Linked DNA regions of Homo sapiens: region 1 is linked to region 2. The links are chromatin loops, found by intact Hi-C in ENCODE. Cell type or tissue: adrenal gland. All regions are shown on one strand. Links, peaks and the distances in the headings refer to the core of each region. The heading gives the core; the rest is flanking DNA.

Evidence for each region. Peaks named below come from ENCODE experiments on the same cell type or tissue, not always from the same donor. Only the 100,000 strongest peaks of a DNase experiment are listed, where the experiment ranks them.
Region 1: a loop joins it to region 2, with 2.1 times the contacts of the local background. A loop is called at or near these places in 27 of 110 quality-filtered maps.

The regions. Positions count from the first base shown.
Region 1 is chr16:69,486,921-69,502,554 of GRCh38, reverse strand. No RefSeq gene overlaps it. Among named protein-coding and RNA genes, the nearest start is that of CYB5B, 70 kb to the right of the region's middle. In adrenal gland, for the core only: no CTCF peak of the experiment used is centred there; a DNase peak (open chromatin) is centred at 6,605; H3K27ac peaks cover 432 bases.
Region 2 is chr16:69,546,977-69,562,610 of GRCh38, reverse strand. No RefSeq gene overlaps it. Among named protein-coding and RNA genes, the nearest start is that of MIR1538, 11 kb to the left of the region's middle. In adrenal gland, for the core only: no CTCF peak of the experiment used is centred there; no DNase peak of the experiment used is centred there.

The DNA.
Region 1 (15,634 bases), core at 3,490-11,489, 61 kb after region 2:
TCTCTCCTGCTGGGGAATTTGAGGAGAAAGAGAACCTTAGTGCACTATGTAATAGAAATAAGATAATGAAGTCCAAGACTGCATGTTGCCCTTGGGCTGACACAGCCTGAAAGAGCCAGCCCTTTGTCTCTCTATCTACAGCAGCAAAACCTTCCTGGAATGTCATTTGAGTTATTCCACCCAGTGGTCCAATTCACTTTCTCTCCTGGCACATCAGCAAGTTACTTATTAAGCATCTACTGTGTACCCAAGAGCAAATCCCAGGATCATTTGAGACTAGTGTAGATGGATAAGCCAGAACTGCCCAGGCATGACCAAAATAGATGTTGTCAAACCCACCTGTCCGGAGGCTTCAAAGGCAAGGAACTGAAAAGTATTTCTTTCCTTTTTTTTCCCCCTGAGTTAGCATTTAGAGAAGTCACAGCCACGAGAATGCTTTCAGATTTACTTTCATTTAGAAAACTCCCAAGGACATGAGAGACAAAGAAAGATTGAGCAACACTTCTAGATGAAAGAAGAGTAATAGCACCTGACAACAACATGTAATGCGCATCCTGATTGTAGCCTGGACTGAGAAAAAATAGCTGTAAGATACGTGATTGGAAACTGGTGAAATTTGGCATACCAATTATAGATTAGATAACAGTATTCAGTATTAGATAACAGGATCAAGTTTAACTTTCCTACATTTTCTTTTTCTTTTTTGAGATGGAGTCTTGCCCTTATCGCTGAGGCTGGAATGCAATGGTACAATCTCGGCTCACTGCAACCTCCGCCTCCCGGGTTCAAGTGATTCTCCTGCCTCAGCTTCCTGAGTAGCTGGGATTACAGGTGCCCGCTACCATGCCTGGCTAATTTTTGTATTTTTAGGCAAGACAGGGTTTCACCATGTTGGCCAGGTTGGTCTCAAACTCTTGACCTTGTGATCCACCTGCCTCGGCCTCCCAAAGTGCTGAGATTACAGGTGTGAGCCACCGCACCCAGCCTAACTTTCCTATATTTTCTAATTATATTTTGGTCATATAATAAAACAGATTTGTTCTTAGGAAATACACACTCAAAGATTAGTGTATAAATGTGTCCACAACTTAACCTTCAAGTTGTTCAGGAAAAAAAGTATACAAACACACACACACACACACACACACACACACACACACACACGTTTATGGAGAAAGGAAGAGAAAGAGATAATCCCAGCACTTTGGGAGGCCGAGGTGGGTGCATCACTTGAGGCCAGGAGTTCAAGACCAGCCTGGCCAACATAGTGAAACCCCGTCTCTACTAAAAATACAAAAATTAGCTGGGCATGGTGGCACATGCCTGTAATCCCAGCTACTCAGGAGGCTGAGGCAGGAGAATCGCTTGAACCTAGTAGGCAGAGGTTGCGGTGGGCCAAGATTGCACCCATACACTCCAGCCTAGGTGACACAGTGAAACTCCATCTCAAAAAAAAAAAAGAGAGAACAAATGCAACAGGACGTTATTAATGCATCTGAGTGAAAGATATGCAAGAACTCCTTATAATATTCTGTTTGTTTCTTTTGTGTAAATTTGAAATTTTTCAAAATAAAAAGTTTTTAAAAAATGAAAGGAGGCCAGGTGCAGTGGCTCACACCTGTAATCCCAGCAATTTGGGAGGCAGAGGCAGAAGGATTGCTTGAGGCCAGGAGTTTGAGACCAGCCTGGGCAATATAGTGAGACTCTCTCTCTATTTAATTTAATTAAATAAAAAATGTTAAAAAATAAAAGGAAACTGCTGAGGCTCTTCTGTCAAAGACAGGACAGGAGAGGCCGTGGTGTCATCATTTGTTCATGGAATGTGGAATGGTAAGTAGAGGTCGAGGTCAGATGGCTACCCGCATGGCCATGCTGCTGCTGTGTCTTGGGAGCTGGAGGTGACAACTGTCTGAGTTGACAGCATCTCCTGGCAGCTGTTAGGAAGCCCAGCACTACCAAAACTTTGCACTGTCCTTGTGACCCTAGGGTCAGCCCCTCAGTCAGTCTCTACATGTTTCACCCCTACCTCTGATCTGGGGACATCTCAGTGGCTCCCCGTGAGGTCTCAGGCTAGGCCGTGTCCGCATCCGCCCTCTTGCTCTTTAAGATTGAGTACATCCTTCTGTGGAGTTGGGCCCTGGGCCAGAAGGCAGAAACCTCTCCCTTTCCCTCCAGATCAGAAGCAACCTGGCCAGAACACCATGGTATAAAACCCCCAAGTTTCCAAGAACATCTCAGAGCTGCGGAATTAACCAAATATCCTTGCGTGAGTTAGAAAACCCCTCCCCAAGATGCCACAGCATCAGAGGTTAAGGCACCCACCCTGATTCCTAGTCCAGCAGATGTGGAAGAGGCGGCCGAGAGCTCCATGAACATAAGAAACAGATCCTCCGGTCAAGGCCCAGAGAACACCCAAGTGCAACACACAGGCCCTTTGGCCTTCAGAATTCACCAAATATGAAGTCTATGAAATAGTTTCAATGCCATCCAAAACTGAGTATCACCATCGCCTGCGGGAGCCAACCCACTGCCTTCCAATTAGCAGTGAGAGGAAGTGGAAAGGGCACCAGGCCCAGGGGCTTCAAAGAAGAGGAGGTCAGGGAGATCCCTGACAAGAGAAGCAATCAGAGAGCCCCCAAGGAGATGAGCACAACGGGAGAAGAAGGCCTTTCTAGTTCCCGTGAAAGTGGTTACTGGACTCTAATGGCCCCAGGCAAGCCCACAGCCCACACAGCCCCCTCCTGGGGACAAAGCCCTTTCTCTTCCAGCTCTCAGGTGTGCAGGGGTCAGATCAGCTGGACACTATTCACAGATGATATTCTCCACCCTCCTGATTCCCAGCAATCAGGCAAATGAATCTCAGGCCCTAGCCCATAGCAAATTCTTTCTTTTTTTTTTGAGACAGAGTTTCGCTCTTGTCGCCCAGGCTGCAGTGCAATGGTGCAATCTTGGCTCACTGCAACCTCTGTCTCTCGGGTTCAAGCGATTCTCCTGGATCAGCCTCCCAAGTAGCTGAGACTAACAGGCACGTGCCACCACACCCAGCTAATTTTTATATTTTTAGTAAAGAGGAGATTTCACCATGTTGGCCAGGCTGGTCTTGAACTCCTGACCTCAGGTGATCCACCTGCCTTGGCCTCCCCATGGCGTGGGATTACAGGCATGAGCACCCAGCCCCATAGCAAATTCTTGATAGCAAACATTTTTTTTTTCTTTTTTTTTAAGACAGAGTCTCTGTCACCCAGGCTGAAATGCAGTGGCACAATCACAGCTCACTTGAGCCTTGACCTCCCAGACTCAAGCCATCCTCCCACCCCAGCCTCCCGAGTAGCTGGAACTACAGACATGCACTACCACACCTGGCTAATTTTTGCATTTTTTTTCTAGATACTAGGTGTTGCTATGTTGCCCAGGCTGGTCTCAAACTCTTGGGCTCAAGTGATCTGCCCGCCTCGGCTTCCCAAAGAACTGGGATTACAGGTGTGAGCCACCACACCTGGCCAACATTTTTTTAGTGCTTACCAAACACTGTCCCATGCGCTTTACAGATAACAACTCATGGAATCCGCCCAATAATCTCCTATGAGCATGGTGCTGTTATTATTCCCATTTGACAGATATGGAAATTGAGGCATGGAGAGGTTAAGTAGCACACCCAAAGTCACTCACCTGATAAAGAAGGAAGACAGGATTTGAACCCAGGCATCTGGCTTGAGTCTAGGCTCCTAACCACTTCCTTATGCTGGGTCTCCTAGCCCGCTCTACCTGCTGCTTCTAAAAACCTATCGATGAAATAAACGCTCATATTTTAGAAATCGTACATAGACAGAGATGGATAAGGGGGGTCTGCACAGCAGATTGACAGACGATGAGAAAAAGGAGTGGGTCTCACTGTTACCTGGTGCACTTAATCTCATTCGTTCCCTCATTCATTCATCCTATGTAGAATTCAGGGGCTACTAGGTGTTAGAATGAGGAGACATCAGAACAGTTGAGTTGGTGAAATGAAACCCGATCACACACATAGTGAAATAATCGGCAGAGGGGAGTGCAGGTCCAGCGTGTGGTGCTGGCGTGAGCAGCAGGGTGGGGTCGGGGAAGGAAGATCTGGCAGGAGGAAGGGAGAGGGCCAAGCTCCCTGGCCACCCCACCCCCACCGCAGATTGGGGGCCCTTCCCCTGTCCTGCTTATCTGACCCACACCCCCATCCTTATGTTAGCATTTCCCACACTGAGTTGAAGTTTCCTATTCACTCCTCTGTTATTAATATCTGTATCTCCAGAGATAGGCATGGATTCAGTGTTTGTTGAGTGACCTTCTGAATGAGAAAGCCTCTGAGGGGAAAAAAAAGAAAAAGCACACGTGTGCAGAGGGAAAATGAGCAGACAGGCTCACCTGAGCAGGGGGTGCCGCAGCAGGTGCTTCTCAAACTCTAACGTGCATAAGAAGCTCATGAGGAGCTTGCAAAGAACTGCAAATCCTGATTCAGGCGATGCGGGGGTGAGGGCCTGACAGTCTTCATTTCCAGTGAGCTTGCTGGGGATGCCAATATTCCCGGTCGCTGGACCCCACTTTGAGTAGCGATACCCTAGATAATCCCGACCCATCTCCACCCACAATAGGGGCTCATTCCACACTAGGAATCCCTCCCTCCCTCTGCCTCATCTTCCGGAAGCCACTCACGCAGCCTCAGCCAGCCACCGCTCCTGTTTTTCCTCCTCCTTCCCAGGACCAGGTTTGAAGACAATTGGCCTCATGCCTGCTGTTCCCACAAAGTGTCTCCACTGCTCCTAACTCCGGGAGGTTTGGTGAGGGGGCTCCTGTGGTCAGGGACATCTCCCAGGACTCAGAATCACAGCTCACTTTAGCTCCAAGAAGTCTTGCAATGAGAAAGCTTTGTTTAGGAGCTGGGGCTGGTGGGAGGAGGAGGGGAAGAGATGGCTGAGGTGGGGAAGAGACTTAGTGGTTCCATTAATCCTCATCAACACCCTCCACCCATGCTACTCAGATATATGTGACACCCCAGGTTTGCTATGCAATGGTGGCTTCCCTGTCATCCAGATGCCACCCTCAGATCTTCCCCATAAGGAAATTCTACAGCCACCACTGGAAACAGGCAAGGTTTGTCTTTATTTTGGGGGAGGTGGAGGAGGGAGGCATCTTTTCCCCAGTCAGTGACGCTCTGTTCATCGTAACTAGTCAGGACCCTGGTCCCCAATCTCCTTTGCGTCTCTTCCTTACAGGATCTGTATTAGTCTGTTCTCACACTGCTGACAAAGCCATACCCAGGACTGGATAATTATAAAGGAAATAAGTTTAATTGACTCACAGTTCCACATGGCTGGGGAGGCCTCACAATCATGGCGGAACATGAAGGAAGAGCAAAGGGGCGTCTTACATGGCAGCAGGCAAAAGAGAGAATGACAACCAAGCGAAAGGGGAAACCCTTTATATAACCATTAGATCTTGTGAGGCTTATTCACCAGAACTGCAAGGGAAAGAACAGCACAAGAAAGACCCACCCCCATGATTCAATTACCTCCCACCAGGTCCCTCCCCATGACAGGTGGGAATTGTGGGAGCTACAATTCGAGATGAGATTCGGGTGGGGACACAGCCAAACCATATCAGATCTGATGTTTTTATTTGCACTGAATTGTAAATGATTGATAAGACAGAATTATGTCACCTCTGAAGCCTCGTTATTCGGGGTTTGCTCCCCTCTCCCAACCCCAGATCTATTTTTCTGCTCTTCTCTGACCCTGGGAAGCTGACCTTTGGGGACCTCCTCACCCTCTGGCTTCCTGTTGGGTTCTGCCAATAGGGAGCTCTGCCAGGAGATCGGAGGTCAAGAGGAGACCACCATTGAGATATTTCCCACCTGCTTCAGCCTGGATCAGGGGGCAGTGGATACATCTCCACAGCCTCCATCCCCCTCAAGGCGGCTCCTCCATAGTGCAGCTCTCCCGGGTGCCCTTGAACTCTTCTGCCCCTGGGTGCTAAGAGCTTCCTGCTGTTGCAAGGCCAGGGATGCCTCACTGTCTCTGCAGATTCCTTTAGTCCCATCCATCTTGCTGTAAATAGTTCTTTTACTAATTTTTATTATTTTTTCTTCCCCCCACCCATTTAAACCCGGTTGAGTTTTTGAGTGTGCCTTCTGTATCCCACTGGAATCTGACCGATATAGGATGTTGCATTTTTATCAGGTACAGGGTCCAGATTTGGCTCAAGCCAAAGAAATGAAGCTCTAATCATAGAATTTGGGGCTAAAGAGAGTCCAGAGAGAGAAGGTATTTTTAAAGGGGAAAGTGTGTGGGTGTTTCTCAGTGCCTCAGAATCCAACTACAGCAAGGGCTGGAAGTGAGTTTCTCACTAATTTTATTCTCTTCAGCCGCCATGTACTGAGACACTGCTGTGTTCCAGACACCGTGCTCGGGATTGTGGGAACCGAAGACGATCAAGACCAGGCCCCGTGTCCCAGAACCTTGCATTTGGGGACACACACGACCAGGGCAGGATGAATGCCCTGGCACGGAATTGAATGTGACAGGCAGCCAAGCAGTGCAAAGCTGGCTGAGATAAGGGCCTAAACACAGTTCAGACAGAACAGTGGCTGAGCAGCAGATGGAGGCTATGTTCCAATGCTGGGGACCTGGGAGGAACTTGGGGCCCAGGAGGAGGTCACACAGGTCCCTGGAGGACTGTGAAGTCGGCCTATCAGCACCCTCAGTGCAAAAACCAGGACAAGCCCCTCTCTGTGACCCCCTCAGGGAAGCCTTCTCAGATACCCAGGCAGGTTTTCGTTGTTGTTGTTGTTCGCGATGGAGTTTCACTCTGTCGCCAGACTGGAGTGCAGTGGTGCGATCTTGGCTCACTGCAACCTCCGACTCCCTGGTTCAAACGATTCTCCTGCCTCAGCCTTCCGAGCAGCTGTGATTACAGGCATGTGCCACCATACCCAACTAATTTTTGTATTTTTAGTAGAGACGGGGTTTCACCATGTTGGCCAGGATGGTCTCGATCTCCTGACCTCGTGATCCGCCCGCCTCAGCCTCCCAAAGTGCTGGGATTATAGGCGTGAGCCACCACGCCTGGCCGGCCAGGCAGTTTTATTTGCTGTTCCCCAACTCTTCCTGCCTGTCTCCTTTCCTTGGACATTTCCCACTGATCAACGGCTTCCCATGCATACACATTATGCTGGGGCTTTGCGGCTTGAGCTCATTCAGTCCTTCCAACCACCTTTGGGGGAGGCCTCATGCATCCCATTTTATAGCTAAGTAAACTGAGGTTCAGGCCCAGCAACTTGTCCAAGATTTTATAGTCACTGAAAGAACCACAGTTTAAATCCAGACTGCCTTACTCCAAAATGCACACTCTCAACTATTCTATTGTTGCTTTTATTTCTAACTTGCAGGAATAGCAGCATCTACTACCAGCCAGGAGTGGTGCTGGGCACTTTGCAGTCAGTCCTCACAGCGCCCCCATGAGGTAGATCCTAGGATTCTCCTCAGTTTCCAGATGAAGAAACTGACCCATCGGGAGGTGACTTCACTCCCTGAAGGGCCCACAACCGGGTGGTGGTGGAGCCAGGGTTTGAACTCAGGAGACTCCCAGTTCATGCCCCCAGCCACTACATTCCTTGAGGGGAAGACCTAAGCTATTCTTTTTAAATAGACCTTCTTTTGTAGGACCTTTTAGATTTACAGAAAAATTATGAAGGTAATACAGAGTTTCCATATAACCCATTTCCAGTTTCTACTATTATTAACATCATCTATTAATAGGATACATTTGTTATAATTAATGTACCAATATTGATATATCATTATTAACTTAAGTCCCTACTTTATTCACATTGCCTTAGTTTACCTAATGCCCTGTTTGTGTTCCAGGTCCCATCAGGATACTATAGGACATTGTGTTGTCACATCTCTTTTATTTATTTATTTATTTATTTTTGAGATGGAGTCTTGCTCTGTCCCCTAGGCTGGAGTGCAGTGGCGCAATCTCAGCTTACTGCAACCTCTGCCTCCCGGGTTCAAGTGATTCTCCCGCCTCAGCCTCCTGAGTAGCTGAGATTACACGTGCCCACCACCACACCTAGCTGATTTTTGTATTTTTAGTAGAGATGGGATTTCGCCATGTTGGCCAGGCTGGTCTCGAACTCCTGCCTCAAGTGATCTGCCCACCTCGGCCTCACATTGTCACACCTCTTTAGGCTCCTCTTGGATGTGACAATTTATCACACTTTCCTTGTTTTCGATGACCTTAACAATGTTTTAAATTGTGGTAAAATATATGTAACATAAAAATTATCTTAACCACTTTTAAGTGCACAGTTCAGTTGTGTTAAGTATATTTACATCGTTGTGAGTCAGATCTCCAGAATTTTTGCATCTTGCAAAATAGAAACTCTATACCCATTAAACAGCAACTTCCCATTACCCCTCCCCTAAACTCCTGGTCACCACCATTCTACTTTATGTTTCTATGCATTTGACTACTTTAGATACCTTGTATAAGTGAAATTATATAATATTTGTCTTTTTGTGACCAGGTTATTTTACCTTACATAACATCTTCAAATTTCATCCATGTCATGGCATGTATCAGAATTTCTTTCCTTTTTAAGGCTGAATAACATTTCACTGAATGGATATATACCACATTTTGTTTATCTGTTCATTTGTGGATGGACACCTGGGTGACATCTACCTTTTGGCCATTGTGAATAGTGCTGCTGTGGACATGGTTGTACCAACATCTCTTTGAGACCCTGATTTCAATTCTTTGGGGTGTATACTCAGAGGTGGGATTGCTGGACCATATTGTATTTCTATTTTTAATTTTTTGAGGAATCATCATACCGTTTTCCATAGTAGCTGCGCCATTTAACGTTCCCACCAACGGTGCACAAGGGTTCCAATTTCTCCACACTCTCATCAACACTTGCAGTTTTCTGGGGTTTTTTGATGGCAGCCATCTTAATGGGTACAACGTGGCATCTTGTGGTTTTGATTTGCATTTTCCCAGTGACTGGGGCGATGAGCATCTTTTCATACATGCGCTTATTGGCCGTTTGCATATCTTTCTATCTTCATTGGGGGAATGTCTACTCAAGTCCTTTGCCTGTTTTTTAATCAGGTTGTTTAATTTTTGATACTGAGTTGTAGGAGATCCTTACATATTCTAGATATGCACCCCTTATCAGACACAGTCATATGTCACTTAATGATGGGGATATGTTCTGAGAAATGAGTCCTTATGCAATTTTGTCGTTGTGCAAACATCACAGAGTGTACTTACACAAACCTAGATGGCATATATATTTTTATTTACATATATATTATGCAAAACCAGGTATCCCAGCACCAGTACTGAATATCAGTCCTTTCCCTTACTGGACCTGCAATGCCAATATCAAGTACCATATATCAGGTTTCTTTTCTTTTTTTTTTTGAGATGGAGTTTTGCTCTTGTCGCCCAGGCTGGAGTGCAGTCGTGCAATCTCGGCTCACTGCAACCTTCGCCTCCAGGTTCAAGTGATTCTCCTGCCTCAGCCTCCTGAGTATCTGGGATTACAGGTGCCCACCACCACGCCTAATTTTTTTTGTATTTTTAGTAGAGACAGGGTTTCACCATGTTGTCCAGGCTGGTCTCGAACTCCAGGCCTCAGGTGATCCACATGCCTCAACCTCCTAAAGTGTTGGGATTACAGGCGTGAGCCACCACACCCGGCCCATATATCAGATGGTTTCAATTTGTGTTCCATTGTAATGTCACGGGACCACCGTTGTTTATTCTGTCATGAACTGAAACTTTTTTTGTATTGTCATGACTGTATGATTTGCAAATATTTTCTCACATTCCAAAGGTTGCCTTTTCACGTTATTAATTGTGTCCTCTGCTGCACAACCACCTTGACAGGTTTGAGGAGTACTGCTCAGGTACATCGTAGGCCCCTCTTTTTGAATTGGTCTGATTTTTTCTCACTATTAGACTGAGCATAGAGTTTGGGGGAGGAAGACCACAGAGGTCAATTGCCATTTCATCCCTTCATATCAAGGGTACATAAAATCCACATGATCTGTGACCTTAATGTTGACCTTGATGGCCTGGCTGAGGTCGAGTCAGGTTTCCCCTTTAAAGTTACTCTTTCTGCCCGCCCCTACCCTGACCCTTTTCCATAGTATGTTTCTCTTTGGAAGGAAGTTGCAGCTTTGGTGGTTTCTCTAAACCAAATACACCCTTATGCACAGTCCCTTTATTAAACTCTTCTCGAATTACCTGCTGGGACCCTGGCTATGATATAAACAGATAACACATTTCATGAAAGTCTTTTTGTGGACATATACTTTTTCTTGGATAAATATCTTAAATTTTTTTTTTTTTTTTAGAAATAGGCTCTCTCTCTGTCACCAGGCTGGAGTACAGTGGCACAGTCATAGCTTACTGCAGACTCCAACTCCTGGGCTCAAGCAATCCTCCTGCCTCGGCCTTCCAAAGTACTAGGATTATAGGCACGAGCCCTCATACCCAGCCTAAATACCAGTAGATATTCTGCCCAGCCTAAATACTGGTGCTTAGCACCTTGTCCTCACTCAAAACTTTTTTGAGGGAGTGTATATTCAGGGCACTTGAGTCTACGCCCCCAGGAAAAAATATAAAATAATAAAAAACCAAAATGTTTGATGAGACTAACTGAGTCACAGAACTAAGAGCTGTTAGGTCAATAAGCGTTTCATAGACTAGAGTACAGCGATTTCCAAAGTTGAGCATGGGCCAGGGATTGTGGCTCACACCTGTAATCTCAGTGCTTTGGGAGGCCGAGGCAGGAGGATCACTTGAGCCCAAGAGGCTGCAGTGAGTCCTAATTGCACCACTGCACTCCAGCCTGGGCAACAAAGCAAGACCCTGCCTCAAAAAATAAAAATAAAAATAAAATACAAACTTGAGCATGTAAGCCAGTGGTAAATGCTGAAAAAACAGAAAGGACATCTGAGGTAGACAGTGATTAAGAATTTTGCAGAAAGGACAGGCTTTGAAGAAGAGCCAATATGTGGGGACAACCAGTAGTAGGCTTCTTCCTGCAAGAGACGAAGACTTCTGGCCGGGCGCGGTGGCTCACGCCTGTAATCCCAGCACTTTGGGAGCTGGATCACCTGAGGTCAGGAGTTTGAGACCATCCTGACCAATATGGTGAAACCCTGTCTCTCCTAAAAATACAAAAAAGTTAGCCAGGCGTGGTGGCGCATGCCTGTAATCCCAGCTACTTGGAAAGCTGAGACATGAGAACTGCTTGAACCCAGGATGTAGAGATTGCAGTGAGCTGAAATTGTGCCACTGCACTCCAGCCTGGGTAACAGAGTGACACTCCGTCTCAAAAAAAAAAAAAAAAAAAAAGAGAAAGACAGACTTCTCTCCCATGCTGGCTGCGCAGGGAGAGTCCTGGAGGGTGTCCCTGCTGATGCCACAGCTGAGGGCCCTGTGAGCAGGGAGGCCCAACTAGAGCAAAGATTATGATGCCCTGGGTTTGTTGTAGTAAGATTTTTCATGATGTTTTATATCTTGTTGAGGAGCATTAATACCCTTTGTTTTTCCCTCTTGAAATCCACTCCTGAATTGCCACACTGCGAGAGTTTGTCCTGGCCAGAAGACAATCACGCAGTATTTTCTCCTTGGCTCTGAAAGATGTTTGTGTGTTGTCGGAAACTAGGTTTTGGCCTCTCACTAGCCAAGCGTGTCTTTGTCTCTAAAGCTCCTTCCAGCTCTGAAATATTACGACACAACAACTATACTTTTCTTCCTACATGTTTTTTCTTATTACAGAAGTATATGTGTTCACCATAGAAAGTTAGAAAATATAAATAAGGGTGCAGAAGAAAATATAAAATCACTTGTAATTTCACCACCCGACGCTAATTCTTTTTTTTTTTTTTTTTTTTTTTGAGATGGAGTCTCGCTCTGTCGCCAGGCTGGAGTGCAGTGGTGCGATCTTGGCTTACTGCAACCTCCACCTCCTGGGTTCAAGGGATTCTCCTGCCTCAGCCTCCCAAGTAGCTGGGACTACAGGCATGCGCCACCACACCCAGCTAATTTTTGTATTTTCAGTACAGACAGGATTTCACCATGTTAGCCAGGATGGTCTCAATCTCTTGACCTCGTGATCCGCCCGCTTCGGCCTCCCAAAGTGCTGGTATTACAGGCATGAGCCACCGTGTCTGGCCACCCGGTGCTAATTCTTATTAATAGTCACTCAATCATTTAACTGATATTTACTGAGTGCTCACCATGGACTGAGCAGCTTGAAATAGATCTTTCTAGGCTATTTATATTTTAGTGAAAGCATCCTGCTTTGTAACCTTCCTTTCACTTATTTTTTTATTTTTTATTTTTGAGACAGGGCCTTGCTATGTCCCCCAGGCTGGGATGCTATCGTGCAATCATGGGTTACTACAATTTCTGCCTCCCCAGGCTCAAGTGATCCTCCCACTTCGGCCTCCTGAGTAGCTGGGACCACAGGTGCTCGCCACTATGCCTGGATAATTTTTTATATTTTTGTAGCGACAGGGTCTCATCATATTGCCTAGGCTCGTCTTAAACTCCTGAGCTCAAGCGATCCTTCTACCTAGGCCTCCCGAAGTGTTGGGATTACAGGCGTGAGCTGGCTGTAACCTGCCTTTCACTTAATAGACAGTATGAACGCATTCCCACATTGGTAAATATTTTCCTACAACGTTCCAGTTTTTTGTGTTAATAAATACTTTCAGAGCTCAATTTTGAGCAAAGTCATAACCATTTCTTTTTTCCTTTAGAGACAGGGTCTTGCTCTGTCACTCAGGCTGGAGTGCAGTGGTGCAGTCATAGCTCACTGTAGCCTCAAACTCCTGGGCTCAAGCAATCCTCTCACCTCAGCCCCCTGAGTAGCTGGGATTACAGGCACGCACCATCACGCCTGGCTAATTTTTGTGTTTTTTGTAGAGACAGGGTCTGTGTTGACCAGGCTAGTCTCAAACTCCTGGCCTCAAGCTATCCTCCCGCCTTGGCCTCCCAGATCACTGGAGTTAAAGATGTGAGCCATCGTGCCTGGCTGCATTTCCTTAGGATAATTCCTAAATCTCCTAGGTTAATTAGTAATCACACCTGTGAAGCTTTTGGGAGGCAATGCCAAAATGTCGTCTCCAGCTTTCTTTACATCCTTCCACTCATACATACACATAGAAAAGGCCTAAACTGGGCCAAGCGCCATGGCTCAGGCCTGTAATCCCAGCACTTTGGGAGGCCGAGGCAGGCAGATCACGAGGTCAGGAGATCGAGATCATCCTGGCTAACACGGTGAAACCCCATCTCTACTAAAAATACAAAAATTAGCCAGGTGTGGTGGCAGGCACCTGTAATCCCAGCTACTTGGAAGGCTGAGGCAGGAGAATTGCCTGAACCCGGGAGGCGGAGGTTGCAGTGAGCCAAGGTCACGCCATTGCACTCCAGCCTGGGGGACAAGAGCGAGACTTCATCTCAAAAAATAAAATAAAAATAAAAATACCAAGGCAGGGAGATCACCTGAGGTCAGGAGTTCGAAACCAACCTGGCCAACATGGCGAAATCCCATCTCTGCTAAAAATACAAAAATTAGCCGGGGGTGTTGGTGGACGCCTGTAATCCCAGCTCCTCAGGAGGCTGAGACAGGAGAATCTCTTGAACCCAGGAGGTGGAGGTGGCAAAGAGCCAAGATTGCGCCACTGCACTCCAGTCTGGGCAACAAGAGTGAAACTCTGTCTCAAAAAAATAAATAAATAAAAATAAATACATAAACTAAAAATAAAAATAAAAAATTCAGCTCTTCAGTTTCACTAGCCACATTGCAAGTGCTCAATAAACATACGTAGCTAGTAGTTACTACAATTGACAGCACAGAAAACGTTTCCATCACCACAGAAAGTTCTGTCCGACAACACTTGTCCAGAATAATGTTCAGTTGATGTTAATCATCATTAGTTTGAGGTGGAGAGATCTGGAGTGATTTTCTTTATATGGCATTTCTTGACTCCTTTATAATGAGTATTTATCAATAAAAATATATATGTGTGTGTATGTGTATATATATATATGTATATATATGTGTGTGTGTATATATATATATAATATATATATTATGTATATATATATATATAATATATATAATGTTTAAAAGCCCTCCTCACAAAGGTTGTACTTTATACCCACTAGCCACCTGTAGATATGTTTAATTCTTCAGAGCCCTTATGTCTGGCCATAGGGTTTGAATTCTAATTTTCTTCCTAGAGATACAGCACAATAGAGATGTAAGACTCTCTGCCAGGTCCAGTGGCTCACACCTGTAATCTCAACATTTTAGGAGGCCAAGGTGGGAGGACCGCTTGAGGCCAGGAGTTTGAGATCAACCTGGGCAACATAGCGAGACCCCCCTTTCTAAAAAAAGTTTAAAATTAGCTGGGTGTGGTGGCTTGTGACTGTAGTCCCAGCAACTCAGAAGGCTGAGACAGGAGGGTTGCTTGAGCCCAGGAGGTCGAGGCTGCAGCGAGCTATGATCACACCACTGCACGCTAGCCTGGGTAACAGAGAGACCCCCATCTCTAAAAAAAAAAAAAAAGAAAAAGAATCTCTACACAAATTTACTTACATTTACATAAAGAAATTCCAGAAGGATACGTCAGTAATTAGTAAATCAGTTACCTCCGGCAGGGGGAATGAATATCTAGGCAGAAGAAGACAAGAATGGGAGGGAGACTTTGCATGTGAATGTATTGCCTATTTAAAAAGAGATTAAAAATAAAATTTGAAATATATCTTTTGTTTTTTTGGAGATAGAGTCTCGCTCTGTCACCCAGGCTGGAATGCAGTGGCGTGATCCCGGCTTACTGCAACCTCTGCCTCTCCGTTTCAAGCGATTCTCTTGCCTCAGCCTCCCAAGCAGCTGGGAGGACTACAGGCGTGCACAACCACACCCAGCTAATTTTTGTATTTTTAGTAGAGACGGGATTTCACCATGTTGGCCAGGCTGCTCTTGAACTGAACTCCTGGCCTCGTGTGATCCACCCGCCTCAGCTTCCCAAAGTGTTGGGATTACAGGTGTGAGCTGGTGTGCCTGGCCATATCATATATTTTAAATTACATAAATAGCATACAGTTGTTAATTTAATTTTAACAGTTGTTTTTAGCAGTTTTTTTTCTTAATAAAAAAATAAAAATGAAAGGTAGACAGTGACATTCCTTTCCCTAAAGGTTATTATTGACAGGCTTTCGAGAACCCTTCCAGACTTGGTCTGTTAGGAACAATCACACATAATAACTTTATGATGTAAGCAGGATCGTAGATATCTGTGCTGGGCCTTGTGGTTTTTGCCAATAGCACCATCTCTTAGACATTTGACCATGTCTGTGTGCATTTGTTCTTTCTTTAGACATCACCAGAGTCCTGCCTCCGTTCCTGTTGATGAAGGCTGGACAAGGAGGGCCTTTTTCTCTCACACTGCAGGCGGTCCTTGACGCCACCTCCACGTCTCTTTTGAAACCCCTGTGTCAGGCTGTTTCCAGGTGCCGGCAGAGCTGGCGTCAGTGGGTCTAGTCGATCCACCCATGTTGCCAGCCAGGTGTG
Region 2 (15,634 bases), core at 2,974-10,973:
ATCACTTGAGGTCAGGAGTTCGAGACCAGCCTGGCCAACAAGGTGAAACCCTGTATCTACTAAAAATACAAAAAAAAGAAAAAAAATTAGCTGGGCATGTTGGCACGCACCTGTAGTGTACTTGGGAGGCTGAGGCAGGAGAATTGCTGGAACCCAGGAGGCAGAGGTTGAGTGAGCCAAGATCACACCACTGACTCCAGCCTGGGCAGCAAGGGTGAGACCCTGTCTCAAAAAATATATATATAAATAAAATAAAACTTCCTCTGTACACAACAAAAGGTAAAATTTGGAAATTTCCTCTTATTGAAAATTATAATGGGACCATGGAGCAAAACATACAGCAGATTTAGTAGTTTATAGAATTCCTTTATATTACTTCCCAATCATATATTACCTTCCCTAGTCACTTGATTAAAATTTCACAAGAACCCAGATTCAACTACAAGACTGTAGATTATGCAATAGAATGGCACTTTTTATATTGGTGGTGTGTACTTTAACCCCTCCTGGACTTGTTTAGGCACTTTGTGAATTGTGTAGCTGGATTGACTCTAAATGAAAGAGGTTCAAATATCAGCCACTGAAAAGGAATTAAATAAACTCATACAGAACAGAGTTTATTTAATCTTGCTGTCACAAGATCTACAAATCTTTGTCATTGTAATACAATTAAGGCTGTTAAAATAATTTTAGTCACACATATATTGTAAGGAACCTACTAAACAAACACAAAATCTGAAAGGAAAATTTCCAGAGTAATTCAAGTCAAAGACCAAAAAAAAGTTTAGACCACAATTATTTTTGCCCCACCATGGGAGCACTCCTTAATAATAATGGAGAATTGATAGTGGTGGGATATAGTAGTGACAGCATTTGTGCTGGAATTGTAATCAAATTCCTATTTGAATATGTTTAAGTGTCAATTTCCACCCGTATAACATGTTCTAGCAAATATTTCCTTTTTTTTTTCTCTTTGAGACAGGGTCTCACTCTGTTGCCCAGGCTGCAGTGCTGTGGTGTGAACACAGCTCACTACAGCCTCAACCTCCTAGGCTCAAGTGATCCTCCTGCCTCAGCCTCCTGAGTAGCTGTGACCACAGGTGTGTGCTACCATGCCTGCCTAATTTTTTTTTTTTTTTTTGTAGAGACAGGGTCTCACCATGTTGCCCAGGCTGGTCTCAAACTCCTAGATTCAAGCAGTCCTCCCTCCTCGGCCTCCCAAAATGTTGGAATTACAAGTATGAGCCACGGTGCCTAGCCTCACAAATATTTGTGAAGGCAAAATTAGTTTATATGCTATTTAGCATCAGGTTTCAAACATTCTCACCCCTGGCATCTTCTAAAGTGCCCAAATCTTAGCATCAGACATCCAATTCACTTTGTTCACTTTGATGGCATACTTCTTTAGTTTATGAGTTGGTCTCAGAGTTTGCATCTAAAGTCTTATAGAGACCAATTAAGTCTCTCAAGATCTAGAGTAATTGCAAGTCCTGAGAAACAGCACAATCATTTTGAATCTGAAGGACTCAGTGAGCAGGGAGAAAGGAGGTAAATACCAGAGCTTTTTTTTTTTTTTTTTTTTTTTTTTTTTTTTTTTTTTTTTTTAAGTAGAGACAGAGTTTTGCCATGTTAGTGGCCAGGCTGGTCTCAAACTCCTGACATCAAGTGATCCGCCCTCCTCAGCCTCCCAAAGTGCTGGGATTACAGGTGTGAACCAGCCAGTGCCAGAGCAGTATGAAGGATAAATTAAGGAGGAGAAATTTTAATGGGAAAATAGAAATAGTTGATCCCATTTAACCCAAGAAAGGAAGGAAGATAATGTCTCCAGATCATCACTAGGCAGGTTACACATGAAAACTGCAAGCAAGTCCTTATTCACACTGGCCTACCACCATTGTGTAGACCACCACATTGCATTTGCTACAATGCTCTTTCCTCCATGTAATCATGGTATCTATTATGTATAGTAACCCCACCTCAGCTGTGATATTAGTTTGACCAAGAGTATGAATTAGTAAAGATTGTACAATTTCTCATTACCCTCTCTCTTAATTCAGGGAGTTTTAACTCTGAGGTCCATGGGTTTGCTTCAAGGCATCTGTAATCTTCCTAAACTTATATGGAAATTTTGACAAACATCTAGTTTCTTGGGACAAAGGTTAAAATTTTGGACTTCTTAAGCTTTCTGAAAGAAAGACTCATCACCCAAAAAAGATGAAAAAACTATTCCTCTATATGTAGCAGAATCATTCTTCTCTTGTTCCACAGTGGGTGCCGGGAGTTGTGCTAGGTATAAGATATACAAACATTTTACACGGCCAGGGGCTGTGGCTCATGCCTGTAATCCCAGCACTTTGAGAGGCCAAGGTTGGTGGATCACTTGAGGCCAGGAATTCGAGACCAGCCTGGCTAACATGGCAAAACCCCGTCTCTACTAAAAATACAAAAAAAAAAATTAGCCGGGCGTGGTGGTGCGCACCTGTCCCAGCTACTTGGGAGGTTGAGGCATGAAAATCGCTTGAACTGGGGAGGTGGAGGTTGCAGTGAGCCAAGATGGAGCCACTGCACTCCAGCCTGGGCGACAGAGGGAGACTCTGTCTCAAATAAATTTTAAAAAGGATATAAAGATGTTTAAAAGATGAATATAAGAAGTACACTTAGCATTGTGATAGGTGCTATGCTAGAATTCTGTACAGATATCTAGAAATAAATGATCAGCTTGCTTTCTTAGTGACCTGCGAGCAGGGAAGGCGAAGGAACGTCATCTCACACACCACACTCTTTTCTCCTCCCGCTACCACAGCTGGTATCTCTTCACTTCAACCGCAGTTTCTTACAGGGGTCAAAAGAGGCTAGACAGCCCGGGCACGGTGGTTCATGCCTGTAATCCCAGCAATTTGAGAGGCCGAGGCAGGCAGATCACGAGGTCAGGAGTTTGAGACCAGCCTGGCCAACATGGTAAAACCCTGTCTCTACTAAAAATACAAAAATTAGCCGGTTGTGATGGTGGGCACCTGTAATCCCAGCTACTCGGGAGGCTGACGCAGGAGAATTGCTTGAACCCGGGAGGCAGAGGGAGAGGCTGCAGTGAGCCGAGATTGCACCACTGCACTATAGCCAGGGCAACAGAGCAATAATCCATCTCAAAAAAAAAAAAAAAAAGAAAAAAAAGGCTAAACAGTTGCAGGAAAAAGTCCTGACATACAAATGTTTACAGTGTGATGCATCACAGGTATTACTTGTTGATGCAAAGAGTCCATGAAATACCTGGGCTTCACTGGACTTTGTCAGTGGATGGTCAAAGAAACATTGAGTGTCTTTTTTTCAGCTTTGTGGAGGATTATGGTTCAACACTTAAGTTAAGGATGCAATGATAAAATAATTGAATTGATCATCCACAACTAAGCACCAGAATTAAAGGGCTGAGCTGAAGTTACTGGATAAACTAGACTGATTTTAGAAATAACATGTTTCACCTGAGAAGCATTTGTTTTAGCTGCATAAGGAAATGTGGACTGCCCCAAACATGGGAAGAGACATACAAGGGATTGATCTGCCTGCAGGTGTTAGAATCTAATTACAAAATATGAACTTACAGAGAATATTTATTTATTCGTTCAGTTTCTCCACCTGCAAAAATCTTACTTTATTTTCAAAGTCCAGCTCAGATATTACTTCCTCTGTGAATTCATCCCAAACCTTTCCAAGCAATATTAATCATTCTCTCTTCTGTGTTCCTATAGCATTTTGTTCAAATTGCTGGCATAGCAATCATCACAGTGAATTAAAGTTTCTTGGTCCCCTCTCTGATATATTGTGAACACACTTGGTCATATAGTATCAGAGAAAGTAAAAATAAATAAAACACAATTCTTGCCTTAAATAGCTTATAATTGATTGCCAGCACACAGCTTTAGCACCCAGACAGAATGAAACAAATGTTACAATAGCCATCTGTTGACATTTTAATAAGAATTTGACATTGGGTGCAGAGATGAACAGAATGGAGGAAGAAGTAAGAAACTTGAAAGGTAAGAAAAGGGCAGAGGTGAAAGATCTTAAACATTATGCCAAGGATTTTGTTCTTTATCCTGAAGGCACTGAGGACCATTGAAGATTTTTTAAGAAGAAATGACCTGACCAGAGCTAGCATAAACTGGCGGCTGAGAGCCTAGAAAGAGAAACCAGCCAGGAGCCAATGAGGCCTGAAAGAGTAGAGCAGGAAACAAAATGTAAAGAAGGAATCGTATTTGTAAAACATAGAAGTAGAATCAGAAGAACTCAGTACTGCTCAAATGTTGAGAGTATGGAAGAGAGAAAAGTCTGAAAAAGGAGATGATGAGTCAAAGGTTTGAAACTTCTACCAACAGGTTCTTCATCGTTGGAGTCTGATATCGTTTGAATGTTTGTTCCCTCCAAATCTTAGGTTGAAATATAATCCTCAGACCAGGCATGGCGGCTCACACCTGTAATCCCAGCACTTTGGGAGACCGAGGCAGGAGGATTGCTTGAAGCCAAAAGAGTTCAAGACCAGCCTGGGCAACATAGCAAGACCCACCTCTATTAAAAAAAAAAATTAAAATATTAGCCAGGTGCGGTGGCCTGTGCCTGTAGTCTCAGCTTCTTGGGAGGCTGAGGAGGGAGAATCACTTAAGCCCAGGAGTTCAAGGCTGCAGTTGAGGTATGATCCCACCACTGCACTCCAGCCTGGGCAACAGAGTGAGACACTTGTCTCAAAAAAGTAAGAGAAATTGAATCTCCAAAGTTGGAAGTGAGGCCTGGTGGGAGGTGTTTGGGTCATGGGGGTGGATCCCTCATGAACGGCTAGGCTCCTTCTTCCTGGTAATGAGTGAGTCCTCGCTCTGAATTCATGCAAGCTCTGGTTGTTTAAAGAGCCTGGCACCTCCTCCTTCTCTCTCTTGCTCCCTCTTGCTATGTGACATGCCTGCTCCCACTTTACCTTCCTCCATGAGTAAAAGCTCCCTGAGGCCTCACCAGAAGCCGAGCAGATGCTAGCACCATGCTACTTGTACATCCTGCAGAATCGGAGCCAATTAAACCTCTTTTTCTTTATAAATCACTCGGTTTCAGATACTTCTTTATAGCAATGCAAAACTAGCAGAGTCCAATAGCTTAATCCACCAAAAGAAAATTTAACAGAGAAGCAAACACCACCAAATATAAATCACTTGAGAGACTTTATACTTTGTTTTTTTTGTTTGTTTTTTTGGTTTTTTGAGATGGAGTCTTGCTCTGTCGCCCAGGCTGGAGTGCAATGGCCCGATCTCGGTACACTGCAACCTCTATCTCCTGGGTTCAAGCTATTCTCCTGCCGCAGCCTCCTGAATAGCTGGATTACAGGCACCCGCCACCACGACCAGCTAATTTTTGTATTTTTAGTAGAGACAGGGTTTCGCCACTTTGGTCAGGCTGGTCTCAAACTCTGACCTCAGGTGATCCACCCGCCTTGGCCTCCCAAAGTGCTGGGATTACAGGCGTGAGCCACAGTGCCCAGCAAGACTTTATAATTTGTTACCTGGAACAGCAAAGACTCTACTCAGAAATGATCCTAGACTTACACTTTGCCAGTAGGAAATTTAAGTGAACATAACTTGCTGAAAGTCAGAGAAAGAGTAAACTGGTAAGAAACAAAAAGAAACAAATCTGCATGACCATGCATTCCCAGTTTTCGCTCCAAACATACTTGAGCACTAATATTTAAGCCTTTATATGCTCACTTTTATAACGAAGTGTGGAAGAAGTTCAAGAATCCTACAGGCCAACAATTCTGAGGAAAGAGAAAACAAGCTTGTAGAAAAAAAATAAAGCAGCCATATGGCTAATGTCTATAAAGAGGATCAATTTGCAAACCTTCCATTCATGGAAGACTTGGGTAATAATGGACCTAAAGGTTATTCTGTAAGGCCTGGACTAGGCACCAAAATATTTAAAAACTAGATACAGTACAGGCTGAGGGTAATCTGAACTCAGCTCTGACAGCCTGACCTGATCAGGAGGAATCAGTAGATCATCTGTGCTTCTGAGCTATTAAGCGAATACTTTTTTTGAGTGCAAACAGAATTTGAAAAAAAAAAAGAGAAATTCAGAAAGAAACGTTCAATAAGAGAAAAAGCCTGTAAAGAGTTGTGCCAGCAGGCTTTCCTCCAGAGCAAAGGAGAAGATGTAATCTGTGTTAGTACTCATGAGCAGGTCCACCGTAAACCTCAGATCAGACTTGGTCTTCACTGTTGGGGGCCATCTTAAGGTATGGTGCCCAGTGATTTCTAATTTATTCTAAATAGACTTGGTATTTTCTCCATGGTACTCACATACCTTAGTGGTGATAAGCTTCCAGAGGAACATGTGATCATCCATGTGATTGAAGGAAATATCTGATATTTCTCATGGATGCTACACATACCTATTTAGGATACATTTTTCAGAGGCTATTTGACAAAGTAGAAAGTGAACTGACTTGGGGCCAGGCACGGTGGTTCACACCTGTTATCCCAGTGCTTTGGGAGGCCAAGGCGAGAGGATCCCTTGAGCCCAGAAGTTTGAGACCAGACTGGGCAACATAGCAAGACCCTGTCACTTAAAAAAAAAAAAAAAAAGGAAAAGTTAGCCAGGTGTGGTGGTGCACACCTATAGTCCCAGCTACTCAGGAAGTTGAGGTGGGAGAACCCCTTGAGCCCAGGGGTTCAAGGCTGCAGTGAGCTATGATTGCACCACTGCACACTCCAGCCTGGGCAACACAGTGAGACTGTGTTTCTAAATAAATAACTAATAAAATGAAATTTAAAAAGAAAGTGAACTGACTTAGAGTGCAGAGTCCTAAATTCTAGTTGGTTTTGGCCCCTACTGTGCACAGGAAGTGAGGCTTCTCCTGAGTAGTGTGACTTTCCTCCAGAGAGGAGTTTTCACTTTCTGCAGGACTTCGTGCTGGGTGAGGTAAGGCTGGAGCTGCTGGCACCACCTAGCCACAAAGAGGAAAGAGCCAGAGGCAGACTAATTATGAGGAAGAAGAGCCAAGAGATGGGGAGAGAGAAAAACCAGAACCTGAAAGAAAACAAAACTGGAGTCTCTGGAGGAAGACATGCCTGACTTCAATTATCTGAATTAATAAATTCCTTTTTTCTTTTTTTTTTTTCTTTGCTTAAGAGGTTGTTTGTATTGGGTCTTCTGTCAGTTTAAAGTAACCCAGAAGGCACAACATAACCTGCCCAGCTTTATGGGACTTTCTTGGGCCTCCGTCCCCTCTCTGTGAAATAAGTGGGTTAGGTTATTTATCAGGGAAGGATTGTGTTTGGCTGCTAGTAACAAACACCAGTGGTGTAGAGGTTTTATTTTTCTCATGCAAGAAGTCTGGAGTTAGGCAATTGATATGGTTTGGCTGTATCCCCACCCAAATCTCATCTTGAATTGTAGCTCCCATAATTCCCACGTGTTGTGGGAGGGACCCGGTGGGAGATAATTGAATCATGGAGGTGATTTCCCCCATTCTGTTCTCCTAGAAGTGAATAAGTCTCACAAGATCTGATGGTTTTATAAGAGGAGACCCCTTTCGCTTGGTTGTCATTCTCACTTGTCTGCCACCATGTAAGACGTGCCTTTCGCCTTCCTCCCCAGCCATGTAGAAGTATGAGTCCATTAAACCTCTTTTTCTTTATAAATTACCCAGTCTCAGGTATGTCTTTATCAGCAGCATGAAAACGGACTAATACAGCAGTCTAGGGCTAGTCTCACAGCCCCACAATGCCATTAGGCACATAGGCATCCCTGTTAGCCAGCTTGAGAGGTGGCATTTGTTCTCATACTCAGAAGATGGCTGTCCCCTCTAGGCATCATGTCTGCATGCTAGGCAGGAGGAGGAAGGAAGAAGAAAGGGGCCAACCCACACAGTGGCTTTGACTTGCATCTCATTGGCCAGAACTGTGTCACATGGTCACTATCTGAAAGGGAGACTGGGAAATGTGTAAGTTGGGTACACTGTAAATGTGTTGTAAAAGTTGTAAATGTATAGATGGGTACATCGATACTCTGAACAAAATTGAGGGTCAGTTTGCAAGGAAGTGGGGGGAGAATAGATGTTGGGTAGACGATGACAGTATCTGCCACCGAATACATAATACCAAAAGTAACCTCTCTCTCAGAAACTCTGTAATTCTAGTCTTCTTTCCATTTTATTTTACTTAATCATTTCCTAATGGAAAAGAGCTAAGTATTTTATGGAAAGCACATTTTTAAAATCCAAATATTGGAGAAGTAGAGGTATGTCTCATATATTAAAAGACAATACATTTGTGTGAGATATCAGATTACAGTCAAAATTGCTTCACGTTTATTATATTTTTCCTGAAACGTTCTTAAACTTTTAAATTCCAAACTTGAGGAAACTTATTCTCACTAATCGCAGCTATTCAGATATCTTCTTTTGTTGAACTAAGTTACCTGAATTTTCCTTCTAATTTTCCAGTCCTGGCCAGGTGCAGTGGCTTACGCCTGTAGTCCTAACACTTTGGGATGCCAAGGCAGGCGGATCACTTGAGGTCAGGAGCTGGAGACCAGCCTGGCTAACATGGTGAAAACCCGTCTCTACTAAAAAAATACAAAAATTAGCTCGGTGTGGTGGCACACACCTGTAATCCCAGCTACTCGGGAGGCTGAGGCAGGAGAATCGCTTGAGCCTGGGAGGCAGAGGTTGCAGTGAGCCAAGATTGCGCCACTGTACTCCAGCCTGGGGAACAGAGCAAGACTCTGTCTCAATAAATAAATAAATAAAATAAGTGAACTAAGTTACCTGGGTTTTCCTTCTAATTTTCCAGTCCTTCTCAAATGATTTCATACCCTTGTGTTTCATCTCTCCAACTAAATTGTAAACTTGTCTAGAGCAGGACCCAACACTTAGCACAATGCTGGATTCGTAGTGAGCAATCGATAATGTTTCAGCAATGAACGAATGAATGAATAATTGAAATCTGAGTTTCTATGTCTTTTCTCTCCCCAGAACTCTGCCTTCCATGCATGCTTGTGAACTCACTGCCTCTAAGAGTCATTACCAAGGCAATTTGTATCCTAGGCAGCCAGCTTCAGAAAGCCTTTTATTTTCTGCCCTCAAATCCTCTCCACCATTATACATTCAGCTGGCCCCACAAGTGTGCCCTGACCACTTCCCTTTGCCTAATTGTATCACCTAGTCCCCTTCCCATTTTAACAGATTAAAGGTCTTACCTTCAGGAAATTCTCCTTATGTCTAAATTAAATTCGGTACACAGCTATTTCCTCTTCCTTTGCTCTCTAAGTTGACAGAACACAGCAGGTAATATGTTTATCAATGCTTTAGAAAGGCCCGAGTGGTTTTTTCTAATAAAAAATAAGGTGTGTGGGGGGTTATACTTCACAAACAATAGGTGTTAATTGTAAAAACAAAAAATAATCACTGAAAATATAAATAAGTAAGTAATAATGATTCAAAAACTCATAAACTATCACATAGAGAAGATCATTTAGTATATATCTTTCAGGAATTTTTCATGTATATTTTGCATTACATGTTATAAAAATTGGCTATGCTATGTATACTGTTATCCTGCTTTCCTGATTTAACTGTGAACATCAGTCCACATCAGTCCATATTCTTAATAATGTGTGATGGCAGAAGACTATTCCATTACAGGAAATACCTTATTTAGCTAATCTCCTACTTTTGGCATTTAGTTTATTTTCTTTTTCAGAAACCTTTGTAGGCTGGGCGTGGTGGTTCACACCTGTAATCCCAGCAATTTGGGAGGCCAAGGTGGGTGGATCACTTGAGGTCAGGAGTTTAAGACCAGCCTGGCCAACATGATGAAACCCCATCTCTACTAAAAATACAAGAATCACCCAGGCATGGTGGCGCACGCCTGTAATCCCAGCTACTCAGGAGGCTGAGGCAGGAGAATCACTTGAACCTGGGAGGCAGAGTTGGCAGTGAGCTGAGATCACACCACTGCACTCCAGCCTGGGCGACAGTGTGAGACTCTGTCTCACAAAAAAGGAAAAAAGAAGAAGAAGAAACCTTTGTAAATACCACTGAAATGAACATCCTTGTAGCTAAACCTATGCTTGTGGCCTTTCTTAATTATTCCCTTTAGATACGCTCCTAAGATTTATTTTGATGACCAATAAGGAGGAGCAATACACATTTCATGTGAAATGGGAGAGAGTGAAGCAAACCCACAGTAGTACTTTACCATTATTTTGGGACCTAAAATGTATTTGGCTTGCAGGCTCCAGGGCTTACTCAGCATAACCTAATGCAATGGTTTTAAAATTTATTATTGTGGCACCACACCTGGAAATCTGAGCTTTCTGCAGAACACTGAAGAAATTTGCATATGGAAACTTAAACATCTTAAAACATATAACATCATACTAAACCAGATACCATCCTATTGCAGCATCTAGTATAGACAAGCATGAGGTATCCATTTAAGAAAAACACGTTAGAGAAAAATTTACAATTAACCCATTTATGCCTGAGGTTTCTATTTTTTGAATTTTTGCAATCAGACCTTAGCGATGATCTTGAGCAGTAGGTAAATAACTCCCATATGCTTAGCGTTCCAATAATGGAACACTAGGCATAAATGGGCCTAAAGTATGGCCAGGCACGGTGGCTGAGGTCTATAATTCCAGCATTTTGAGAGGCCAAGGCAGGAGGATTATTTATGTCCAGGAGTTTGAGACTAGCCTGGGCAACATCGTGGGACCCCCATCACTACAAAAATAATAATAAAAAAAATTAGCTGGGCATGGTGGTGTGCACTTGTAGTCCCAGCTACACGGGAGGTTGAGGTGGGAGGATCACTTAAACCTGGGAGTTCAAGGCTATAGTAAGCTGTGATCACACCACTGCACTCCAGCCTGGGCAGCAGAGCAAAACCACATCTCTAAAGAAAAAAAAGAAAAAAAAAAGAAAAAAAGAAAGTATGGCCCATTAATTAATTATTTTTTTACTCTAAACTAGAAAAAGGCTGGTACAATCTGACATGGTGGAGCTCAAAAACCACTAGTGCAGGTGGTAAAAAGCAGAATATTTCATTTTTAGTCTCTATTCTGACACTTTTTTTTTTTTTTGAGACAGAGTTTCACTCTTGTTGCCCAGGCTGGAGTGCAATGGCATGATCTCGGCTTACTGCAACCTCCACCTCCCAGGTTCAAGCAATTCTTCTGCCTCAGCCTCCGAGTAGCTGGGATTACAGGCATGCGCCACCATGCCTAGCTAATTTTGTATTTTTAGTAGAGACAGGGTTTCTCCATGGTGGTCAGTCTGGTCTCGAACTCCCAACCTCAGGTGATCCGCCCAACTCGGCCTCCCAAAGTGCTGGGATTACAGGTGTGAGCCACCACACCCGGCCTCTGCCACTTATTTAATACATAAATCTCCTAATCACTCCGAAACCTCAGCCTTCCCTTGTGCAAAAGGATTTAATAACAATATCTGTGTCATAGGGGAAAAAATGAGCTGAAGTGTGAGAAAATGCTTTGTAAAGTGTAACACTGTGACACAAATGTTAACAGTAGTTCTTATTGTAGTTGATGAAGTATTGAAAACTTTAGGCTTGATTGACAGTAATCCTAGCACTTTGGGAGGATGAGGCAGGCTGACCCCACCTAGGAGTTCGAGACTAGCCTGGGCAACACGGCAAAACCCCATCTCTAGAAAAAATATAAAAATTAGCCTGGTGTGGTGGCAGGCACCTATATTCCTAGCTACTCAGGAGGCTGAGGTGGGAGAGTCACCTGAGCCCAGGAGATCGAGGCTGTGGTAAGCCATGATTGTGCCACTGTGCTCCAACCTGGGTGACAGAGTGATACCCTGTCTCCAAAAAGAAGGAAAGAAAGAAAAATTTAGGCTTTATTGGAACTGAGTTTCTAACAAAGATCTGACAGCATAAATAAAATCCTAAATATAAGAATGTAATGATTTGGCTGGGCGCCATGGCTCATGTGTGTAATCCCAGCACTTTGGGAGGCTGAGGCAGGCAGGTCACTTGAGGTCAGGAGTTCAAGACCAGCCTGGCCAACATGGTGAAACCCCTGTCTCTACTAAAAATACAAAAATTATCAGGGCATGGTGCCGGGCGCCTGCATCACAGCTACTCTGGAGGCTGAGGCAGGAGAATTGCTTGAACCTAGGAGGCGGAGGTTTCAGTGAGCCAAGATAGCGCCGCTGAACCCCAGCCTAGGCAACAGAGAGGCTCCGTCAAAAAAAAAAAAAAACTGGTTGGGGGAGGGTTATATGAACAGGGACTAAAAGGTAGCAGGCAAAAATAAAAGTTGTTTTTGTTTTGTTTTGTTTTTCTAAGACAGAGTCTCTCTGTCACCCAGGCTGGAGTGCAATGGCATGGTCTCAGCTCACTGCTACCTCCACCTTCGGTCGGGTTCAAGTGATTCTCCTGCCTCAGCCTCCCGAGTAGCTGGGATTACAGGCATGCACCACCACGCCCAGCTAATTTTTTTTTTGTATTTTTAGTAGAGACAGGGTTTCACCATGTTAGCCAGGCTGGTCTTGAACTCCTAACCTCAGGTGATACACCGCCTCAGCCTCCCAAAGTTCTGGGATTACACCGTGGTGTGAGCCACGGTGCCTGGCCAAAAGTATTTTTATATTTATTTATTTATTTATTTATTTATTTGAGACAGAGTTTCACTCTTGTCTCCCAGGCTGGAGTGCAGTGGTGCAATCTGGGTTCACTGCAACCTCCGCCTCCCAGGTTCAAGTGATTCTCCTGTCTCAGCCTCCCAAGTAGCTGGGATTACAGGCGCCCACCACCATGCCCGGCTAATTTTTGTATGTTTAGTAGAGATGGGGTTTCACCATGTTGGCCAAGCTGGTCTCAAGCTCCTGACGTCAGGTGATCCTCCCACCTCAGCCTCCCAAAGTGCTGGGATTACAGGCGTGAGCCACCGTGCCCAGCCAGAAGTATTTTCATATTTGTAAGACTTATGAATTGTTTTATTTTAGAATTTCCATTATTACTCATAATACATCATTTTAAATAAAAATTTAAATGTATAAAGAACAAATAGTTTCTCCTCTTTGTCTTATTTTTTCCTTCTGTTTCTTTAAAGTTTGAAATTACATGCGCAAATCAATTTAAAGAAATTGATCCCAGCTTGAGAGTACTTCGAATTCTGTGTCCTTTAATCAGCTTATTCCTGCTCAACTTCCAAAAATATTTGTAATTAGACAGGAAACATATTCTAATCTATGTTCTAGAATTAAGCGTTCTATCTTGGTTAGAAACAAACATCAGATAAATAAATGTTATAGGGGCCAGGCACAATGGTTTATGCCTGTAATCCCAGCACCTTAGGGCACCTATGTGGGAGGACCCCTTGAGACCAGCCTGAGCAACATAGCAAGATCCCATCTCTACAAAAAAAATTTCAAAATTTAGCTAGGCATAGTGGCATGCACCTGTAGTCCTAGTTACTTGGAAGAGTGATGCAGAAGGATCACTTGAGCCCAGGAGTTCGAGGATGCAGTGAGCTATGATCATGCCACTGCGCTCCAGCCTGGGTGACAGGGCAAGACCCTGACTCAGAAACAGAAAAAAATACAGAAGACAAAGATGTTTTCCTCTCAGTGCTACTATTATATATTGTCCTGGAGGTTCTAGTCAATGCAATAGAAAGGGTTGCAAAGTAAGGAAGAAAAATCTTTGTTATTTACAGTTGAAATGTTTATCTACATAGGAAGTCCAAGAAAAATATTAAAATAATACAGCAACTTGCTGGCAAAGACATTCAAAAATGTCGTTAATTATAAAAAATACAATTTCAAGAGCAACAAAACTATGAGACGCCCATGAAAATATAACAAAAGATGGGAAATCCTTTTTGTTGTTGTTGTTGTTGAGATGTCGCTCTAAACAGGCTGGAGTGCAGTGGCGCCATCTCGGCTCACTCCAACCTCCGCCTCCCAGGTTCAAGCGATTCTCCTGCCTCAGCCTCCCGTGTAGCTGGGACTACAGGCGCGTGCCACCACGCCCAGCTAATTTTTGTATTTTTAGTAGAGACAGGGTTTCACCATGTTGGCCCAGATGGTCTCAATCTCTTGACCTTGTGATCCGCCCACCTCAGCCTCCCAAAGTGCTGGGATTACAGGAGTGAGCCACCGTGCCCGACCGGGAAATACTTTTAAGGAGAAATTTACAAAATGTTTATTGAAGGACACAAAGGAAAACTTAAAAAAATAGAGCTGATACTATGTTCCTGAATAGAAGGACTCAATATTACAAAGTTGTCTATCAATACATTATAACACCAACCAAAACTCCCAAAGGACTTTTTATGGCTCTTGATAAACTGATCCTAAATTTCATATGAAAGAACAAATAGGCCAAAAATAGCCATGATAATTTGGGGGGAAAAAGTACATAGAGGAGGGAACTCGACCTGCCAGATAAGAAACATTTGTCATAAAGCCGTATTATTAAAAAAAAAAAATGCAACATTTGTTTAGGAATAGACAAACAGATTAAAGGAGCAGATAAGCCAGAAACAGCCTAAATACATATAGAAACTTGTCGTAAAATAGAAATGGCTTTATAAATCAATCAGTGGGAAAAAAATGAAAAACGCAATGGTGCTAGAACAATTATTTATACAAACCCCCCCACAAAACTAATTAGTTCCTTACGTAGATGAAAATAAGTTTTAAATGGATTAAAAATTTGAAAGGTAAAAAGCAACATGTAAAAATTTTTGGAAGAAAATGCAGAATGTCTTTATGGCATCAGAACAGGGAAAGATTTTGTAAAGACTCAAAAGTACAAAGCATAAAGAAAAATATTGGACTACATTAAATTCAAAATATCTGTATACAAAATATATTATAGAAAATATCAAAGGATAACATATAAACTGAAGTTATTTACAGCTCATTTACCCAACAAAAGATTATACACAAATATAAGTATACCTTGAAGATATTTCAGGTTCATTTCCAGACCAAAGCAATAAAGTGAGTCATATGAATTTTCTGGTTTTCTGGTGCATATAGAAGTTATGTTTACACTGCACTATAGCCTATTAAATGTGCAACAGCATCATGTCTAAAAAACTGTACATACTTTAATTCATTAATTAATTATCATTATTTTTTGAAACGGAGTTTTGCTCTTTTTGCCCAGGCTGGAGTGCAATGGCACGATCTCAGCTCACTGCAACCTCCGCCTCCTCGGTTCAAGTGATTCTGCTGCCTCAGCCTCCTGAGTAGCTGGAATTACATGTGCACACCACCGTGCCTGGCTAATTTTGTATTTTTAGTAGAGACAGGGTTTCGCCATGTTGGCCAGGCTAGTCTCAAATTCCTGACCTCAGATGATCCGCCTGCCTCAGCCTCCCAAAGTGCTGGGATTACAGGCGTGAGCCACCGCGCCTGGCCCGTACTTTAATTTAAAAATACTTTATTGCTGGCTGGGCACAGTGGCACATGCCTGTACTCCCAGCACTTTGGGAGGCCAAGGTGGGTGGATCACTTGAGGTCAGGAGTTCAAGACCAGCCTGGCCAACATGGCGCAACTCCGACTCTACTAAAAATACAAAAAAATCAGCCGGGTGTGGGTGGTGGGCGCCTGTAATC